2 separate regions of the Homo sapiens genome follow, and region 2 is linked to region 1. The links are chromatin contacts, found by POLR2A ChIA-PET in ENCODE. All regions are on one chromosome and are shown on one strand. Each heading gives the region's core, a stretch centred on a gene start or an enhancer-like site at or near the end of the contact. The rest is flanking DNA. Distances are from core to core; before and after follow the strand shown.

What was found. ChIA-PET counts read pairs that join two places held with the same protein, here RNA polymerase II (POLR2A).
Region 2: POLR2A ChIA-PET joins it to region 1 with 13 read pairs in OCI-LY7. The contact joins two enhancer-like sites. POLR2A ChIA-PET finds 5 or more read pairs at or near these places in 2 of 52 experiments (OCI-LY7 and activated T-cell).

The regions. Positions count from the first base shown.
Region 1 is chr1:211,628,331-211,632,298 of GRCh38, forward strand. No RefSeq gene overlaps it. Among named protein-coding and RNA genes, the nearest start is that of NTRAS, 9.5 kb to the right of the region's middle. Within about 2 kb of position 2,014, at least 4 of the 41 ENCODE cell types and tissues checked have a DNase peak (open chromatin) inside an H3K27ac peak, as active enhancers do.
Region 2 is chr1:212,259,391-212,263,413 of GRCh38, forward strand. The region is part of intron 1 of LINC02608 (long intergenic non-protein coding RNA 2608); the gene reads right to left. Among named protein-coding and RNA genes, the nearest start is that of LINC02608, 24 kb to the right of the region's middle. RefSeq lists an enhancer at 109-278. Within about 2 kb of position 1,666, at least 4 of the 41 ENCODE cell types and tissues checked have a DNase peak (open chromatin) inside an H3K27ac peak, as active enhancers do.

The DNA.
Region 1 (3,968 bases), core at 764-3,263:
TTAAAATGTGTGTTGTAAATTCCATGTGGTCAAGGGCTATGTCTGTCCCATGTGCCACTGAATCCCCAATGTCAAGCACATTGCCTGGCACAGGACTGGCATTCAATGTATGCTGGGTGGCTTGAATGAATACTGACCCAAGGGAAGGGACTAGACACAGAAGCTTCAGGAAGAAAAGAATGAATTATGAATACTTGAAACTGGATTTCTCCAGCTGGTGACGAGGTGGTCCTGAAAGAAAGAGCTGAAGCAGTAGCTAAGAGCAACGGGTGTGGGCACTTGCTGGCAGGTGGTCTGTAATCCTGAGCTAAGTCAGGACCTCCCAGTGAAAGCAATCACAGCTGCTGATGGCCCAAGGCCCGGTGGAACCACTCCTCCTTCCCACAAATGCCATTTCTGTCTTCGCTGTTGCTGTTTCCTGGATCTAGGATTGCCAGATTTAGCAAATCAAAATGCAGAATGTCCAGTTAAATTTAAATTTCAGATAAATGATGAACACCTTTTTAGTATAAGCATGTCTCATGCAATATTTGGGACATGTACTAAAATTGTTTTACTGTTCATCTGAAGTTTAAATTTAACTGGGTGTTCTGTATTTCTTCTGGCGACTCTGCCTGGGCCCAGAGTACCCTCTTCAACTTGTCCACTGGGGGAACTTCTCCTCCTTTCAGGAGCTTCCTCTAATACTCCACTCCACCCTAGGCAGAACTCACCATTCTAGCCTGTGCTCCACCTCATACCTGGTCATCACGCACAGATGGCCATCTCCCTCCTATGGCCCCCTCTGCATCCCCTGCCTGTGGGTAAACCTGTCACTTAACACCCCAGAACATAGAAGGGTGAGTGTTGAGAAAAGGGATGGGAAAAAGTCAGAAACATACATAGAGGATAAAGAGAGCAAGTCTTAGACTTTGTAGGTATGTCCTACCTTTCATGGGTGAAAGGCACTCTAGCACTTGATTTCCTTACATGATTCTTTGTAGATTCTCTGAATGGTGAAAAAGGGAAGATGGCTTACCAAAATCCAATGGCAACTTTCTTCCCTAGCAACTCAAGCCGTCCTTCAAGTTTATGTCATCCCATACCTATAAGCATTCTCTACCCTATGATGATCTGAACCTCCTGAACGATTTGATTAAGCAGAAGTACTCTCAGTGGGCACAAAATAGTAGAAAGAATGAATAAAATCTAGTATTTGATAGCACAACAGGGTGACGACTGTAGTCATTAAGAATTTAATTGTAGATTTTAAAATAACTAAAAGCGTATAATTGGCTTGTTTGTAACACAAAGGATAAACGCGACGGGATGCATCCCCATCCACGATTATTACACATGTATGCCTGGATCAAAATTTATCATATACCCCATAAATATATACACCAACTATGTACCCACAAAAGTTAAAAAATAAAAATTAGGCCAGGCACGGTTGCTCACTCCTGCAACCCCAGCACTTTGGGAGGCCGAGGCAGGCAGATCATTTGAGATCAGCAATTCGAGACCAGCCTGGCCAACATAGTGAAACCCCATCTCTACAGAAAATACAAAAATTAGCCGGGCATGGTGGCACACACCTGTAGTCCCAACTACTTGGGAGGCTGAGGCACGAGAATCACTTGAACCTGGGAGACAGAGGCTGCAGTGAGCCAAGATCGTGCCACTGCACTCCAGCCAGGGAACTCTGTCTCAAAAAATAAAATTAAATTAAATTAAATTAAAATTAAAAAAAAAGAAATGCACTCAATGGAAAGAAGAAGATGGCCAAGGACATAAATCTCAAATGGCTTTGTCATAAGAGAATTTGGGAAGTAGGGGAGTAGCTGATGGGGAGACCACGGGCTGTGCCCATTCTCACACCTTCAGAATCCTGGAGGGAGTCGTGTGGCCACAGGCTATCCTTCTCAACGGGTTTCACAGGCTTTTCATAGGCAGCAGGCATTACTGGGATGTGTTCCTGCAGATAGAGGGCTCCAGGCGCCCTCCCCACACTGCCTCTCTCATGAGTTACCGCCTCCGGAAGGATAACAAGGCTACAGTATCGCCACTGTAGGGGGCCCTCCCGGGACGGGGAGGCTGTCAGCTTATCTCCACAGCCCTGGTGCCACACACTGCATCCACAACTAATGGCCAAGAAGCCAGCATGTGACCAAGCCGCCTCACCTCTGCACTGGGCAGCTCCTAGAGGACCCAGCAGCCAGGCTTCCTGGCCACAGGCCAGCCCCAGGACCTTCTCCGTGCCCGGTCGACATCGCTGAGGTTGCCCCCCTCAGCCCCGGGCTACTGTGGAGCTGGAGGGAGTTTCCAGAAGCAACCCCAGTCAGAGAACTGACTCCAAAGCCCCCTGCACACCCAGGTCCCCGTACCTCCTCAACCCTGCCCAGCCATTGACCCTGTTCCTTTGGCTGCCAGGGCTCTGTGTACCCCCACCCCACCCCAGCTGAGAATCCAGAGCAAGGCCCTTCTAGACCAGTGATCTCAGCTGCCCAGGCTTCAACCAGGGGATTGCTGGGTTTGGACCCAGTGGAGGATGCAGCTAAAAAGGGGGCCCTCCAGAGGCATTGGGGAATGGGGAGGGAGTCAAAATGATCTTCCTGGCCCAGAGCCAGAGAAGTCCCATAAATGTCTGTGGGGGTGGAGCATGGCTGGAGGGCAAGGAGAAGAGAGTGGAGGGGGTGAGATAAGATGACTCTGTGATGTACTTACATGCCGACGTTCCCCAGCAGTGCCAAGTGTGTAAGGCGTTGCTCTCAGAGCTACTATAATTATATCCCAAATGGAAATAATAATAATAATTCCCTGATACATGTTGCCACTAGAGCCAGGCTGTTGAAAGAGTGGGAAGAGGGAAAGAAACTCCCTTTCTTCCAGAACAGCCTGTCATGCTCCCAGATCGTTATTCCTAGGCCCGGTCAGACCCAGCTTCTTTCATACTGATTCCCCCACTCCAATTCAGGAGACTTTCAGGGTGCAGGGGTAGGGGTGACAAGAAAGGAAGTTATCTACACCGGTCTAAGCACTCGCTGGCGGATCCAGAGGCAGGGGGCAGGGTCTCTGGCCCCATCAGGAGAGGGAGCTGTGAACTAAGCCCTTTGTGCTTTTTCTTGATCTTCCTTGGGACAGGGCTGGCTGGGTTGTGGCTACTGCCTGTGACTCCAAATCAGAGGAGGCAACTCTCGCCCATAAGTATGGACCCCAGCCTCATCTTCTACCTCCTCTTATCCTCTCCTAACCCCAGACAGACAGCCAATGTCGAGAAGAGAAGCAGAGGAGGCTAAGTGGAGACAGCAGGCAGACCCTTGTCCCGACCCCTTAGTGACTGTCCTTACTCCTGGGTTGGGATGTCGAGGCAGAGGCCAGGAAGCCCTGGGAAGACACACACACATAAAATGGAAGTCAGCATCAAACCCTTGACTTTTGATCCATCTCCCACGGCCAAGGCTCCTTGTAACTGAGATGGGCAAGGGAAATGGAAGATTAAGAGAGGGAGGGGCTAGGCATTGTGGCTCACCTCTGTAATCCCAATACTTTGGGAGGCCAAGATAGAAGGATTACTTGAGCCTAGGAGTTCGAGATCAGCCTGGGCAATGTGGAGAAACCTCATCTCTACAAAAATTAGCTGGGCATGGTGGTGCACACCTGTAGTCCCAGCTACTTGGGAGGCTGAAGTGGGAGGATTGCTTGAGCCCAGGAGGTTGAGGCTGCAGTGAGCCAAGATCATGCCACTGCACTCTAGCCTGGGAGACAGAACAAGACTCTATCTCAAAAAAAAATGAGAGGAATGACCTCCAATGCCCTGATGGAGAGAGAGGAGGTAACCGCGCAGACTACTGAGTTTCCGCTGCTGAGCTCATTGGCAAATTTTGACCTTGGCCTTGGCAGACATGCCTGCTGTGGGCAGTGGGGCCTGTGGACAGAGGAGGGCAGGAACAATAGTTTATAGCTTTGTTTTGTGGGAGGAAGCAGCA
Region 2 (4,023 bases), core at 416-2,915, 630 kb after region 1:
AGGGAGTGTTGAGAAATGATTTTGAAGATACAGGCAGAACCAAATTTGAATTTAAATGTCAGACCAAGGATGCAGTGGGAAGCATTGTTCAGATGAAAGGTTTTAAGCAAGGAAATACTAGTGTTAGCATTTAATCCTGAGTTGTAGTCATGGATATAGGGTGAGAAGATAGAACAGCTTTTATGGTAAATAAGTACAACACCCCTCCTCAATGTCTACCCTTTCTCCCAGCAAGCCTGCTATCTCCAACATTTCCTTTTCCTCATGCCCCTTGTACTACTCAACACATATCAAAAATGCTGGGAAAGTCAGCCTAATTCTACTTCCACTAAGGAACATCAGCAGGCCTGGTGTGGCACTTAAAACGGCCTCGAATTAACTCCAAAGTGCCCTCTAAAGTTACCCAGGAGACCGAGAAGTGATTTGTTAGGAAGATGCCATCCAAAGTCTTACAAATATCTTTTACCTGCCAGTCCAAAATCTCAGGAAAATGGTAGACTCCTGAGTCAGCATAGTCATAATTTTTTTTTTTTTTTGAGACAAGGTCTTGCTCTGTTGCCCAGGCTGGAGTGCAGTGGCATAATCACAGCTCACTGCAGCCTTGACCTCCTGAGCTCAGGTGATCCTCCCACCCTAGCCTCCTGAGTACCCAGGACTATAGGCATGTACCACCACACCTAGCTAATATTTTCATTCTTTGTAGAGATGGGTTCTCACCATATTGCCCAGGCTGATCTTGAACTCCTGGGCTCAAGCAATCCTCCTGCCTTAGCCTCCCAAATTGCTGGAATTACAGGCATGAGCTACCTCGCCAGGTCTCATAATCTTGATGTTAGCCCAGAACAATCTGTGACTAGGTAGGATGGATGGATGGATAGATAGATAGATAGATAGATAGATAGATAGATAGATAGATAGATAGATAGATCAGCCAGTACTAGTTTTGGCTTCACAATCATATCCTGCTACCAAATTTTCCTTTTCAACAGCTGCCGTCTTAAAGTTGTAAGAACTTTAACCTATTTATATCTGATTGGTTTTGCCTCTAAAGTGATTAAAATGCCCATTTGATTTCCAAGATGCTGTGGGTATTAGGGGCACAGGCTAGCTTTTCAAATGGGTTTGTCTCTTTCAAAACAGGAAGCAGCATTGTCCAAGTTCATTAAAAATCAGCATTGGAGAACACTTACTGAGTGCCTAATTATGTAATCAGATTTTGGCCTGGGGCTGGGAATAACATTTCAAAGAGAGAGGAAGAGTCTGGCTGAACCTGGTTGGATTTAAAAAAAAAAAAAAAAAAAGCAAGAGTGAAAGATCAAGCCAGCTGGGTCCCTATCCATGTATGCTGGTCTCTGTTAGTTCCATGTCCTTGAGCCAGGTGGCCAAGGTAACTAGACTTGGCATGTCCTACTTCCCCAGATCCAGAAATTAGCGATCCTTTCCCAGGGATAGTGTCAGACCCCTTTCAGGTGTGATTGTCATTGGGGCATCATGCCTAGTGGGAACAGACTAACTTTGAATAAAAAAATTTTGAGGCGGTAAGACATGTCTGTATTTTTCAAACTCAAATGAGTTGATACCCAGCCCAACTCATACTGCGGTTGGTGACAAGAACTGAATCACACCTCTCCTGACTTCCACCATGCTGTCTCCTTTTCTCCTTGCCAATTCACTATCACCTTGGAGCCACAAAAATGCAAAACAAACCTGAACCTTGTGTTGTGAGGTAAGCCCATGAGTCATGGTTGAACAGCAGTTTCTTTTTCTCCATGTTAGCTGTGTTTTTCCTTCACTGTGGCCCAAACAAGCATCAACTTGGTGACATCAATTCATCATGTTATGGAGTAGGCACTGTGTTTGGAGATGGTAGATTCTGCAATGACTCAGGTGGTAGGGTATTTTCTTCTGATAGAGTACCCAGGAGGGATTTATGAGTTCAGAAGGCAGTAGAGTAGGGCACCTGCTTTCATTCACTGTCAGGTGGTCAGCAAAAACTTCAAGCAGAAGAAAGAATTTCAAAACATGTTAAATGCCTGGGTGTGGGGAAAGCTCCCAGGGCAAGAGGAAGGCAACTCTCAGAATGAGCTGCCTGAGATTTGCAAGATAATTGATTGGCTGAGGCCTTGTGGCACCTTCTAAAATTGGGTGTGGCTGGAAATAGCTGTTGGGGGAACCATGGGAAAGACAGAGCTCTGCTTTGAGTTCCAGGACTGTCCTGCAGGGCAGGTGTCCACTATGCTCCTAATCTCTGCTCTGTCCTTAGCCACCACCTCCGCCCTTCTTTTTCCATATCAGCTGTACTCAGCCCTTTCAAGCTTATCTCAAACTTTTGCATAAAACTCCTTCTATCCCGTGATACTTTTTGTCCTTTACAGAGTATACCCAGATCTCCAGGGTCAAAACTCCTTTTTCCCTTCCAATTTTTCCAAATGTTCCCACTTGGTGGCCAAATGTTTTTTTGAGCAATTATCATGTGCTGTTGGGAAATTCACAAGTTATAAAACAGTCACTGTAGCCTGACCAGGGAGACATACAGGTGATAATATTAAACAATAATACAAAGTAGTATAGGATTACCTGACAAAAATATACAATGGGTGGGAAATGTCTCAGGAATTTAGAGGGTTAGGAGATTATACTGGGGCTGGAATCCACAGTGAGGGCCTCATGGAAAAGCAAAATTTCAGTCTAGCTGGTGAGTGAGTGGGGCTAGGAAGGCTTTAAGTAAGGCAAGTTTAGGGAACATATACTTGGAGAGACAGTTTTATGGTAGGGGATAATAAAAATAATGTTTAACAACTAAAGAGCACCTTATAATTTACAACTTTTCTCACACACACATACACACGCACACACAAACACAATTGAATTTAAGAGGGGCAAGATAAGCCAGATAACAGAACCTTCTGAATATCATCAAAGATCTGGAAGTTTCAGCAATGTTGTGGTCACCTACCTCCTGCCAAGCAATCTTGTATATCGTATCTCATTTAATTCAAGAAGTAGTCTTGTGAGGTAGATGTTGTTATCACCATTTTACATATGAGTAAATTAATGGTTAAGGAACTTCTCAAGATCACATAGTTAATAATAATAATAATAGCAATTACACATGGTAATCACTATATGCCAGACACTATTTAAGTATTCTTACAACAACTCTATAAAGTAAGAACTCTTGTTAACCCCATTTTTAGATGGGAAAAACTGAAGTGTGGAGATGTTAAAACACCTGCCTAAGGTATACAACTAAGAAATGTCAGAAACTAGCCACAAATGTGAGACATATACATAATTTTAAATGTTCTAGCAGCCACATTAAAAAATAAAAAGAAACAAGTAAAATTAATTTTAATAATACATTTTATTTAACCAAATATCTCCAAAGTATTTTAAAATTCATTTTTATGTTTTATGTTTTTAGAGACAGTCTTGCTCTGTCACCCAGGCTGAAGTGCAATGGTGCAATCATAGCTTATTGCAGCCTCAAACTCCTAGGCTCAAGGGATCCTCCCACCTCAGCCTCCTGAGTAGCTTGGACTACCATGCCCAGCCAAAATATTATTTCAACATATAATCCATATTAAAAATTATTAAATATATATTATATTCTTTTTAATGTGAAATCTCTGAATTGAGTATTTTTAAACATACAGCATATTTCAATTCAAATGCTAAATTTGCATCAGAAATATTTGATCTGTATATTTCACACACTTTATAGTTTTAAAAAATAGATTCACATACCCAAGTTATTCCAAACATACTTAAAAGTTTTCCAATAACTAAGTTGAGTACCAAAAATAATTTTCTTTTAACATTTACATCCATATTGTCAAATCTGGTTTCTTTATTTTTAGAAGAATTAACTTGACTTTAAAGCAAACTTATTATCAGTTTCAAATTATGTCTGTTTAATTCAGTAACTCTTGTGTCAACTCAGTATTATTAAAGTTGAATTCAAAGGGGTATTACATAAGTTGAAAATAAATGATACATTCATCAATTATATAATGTATTCAT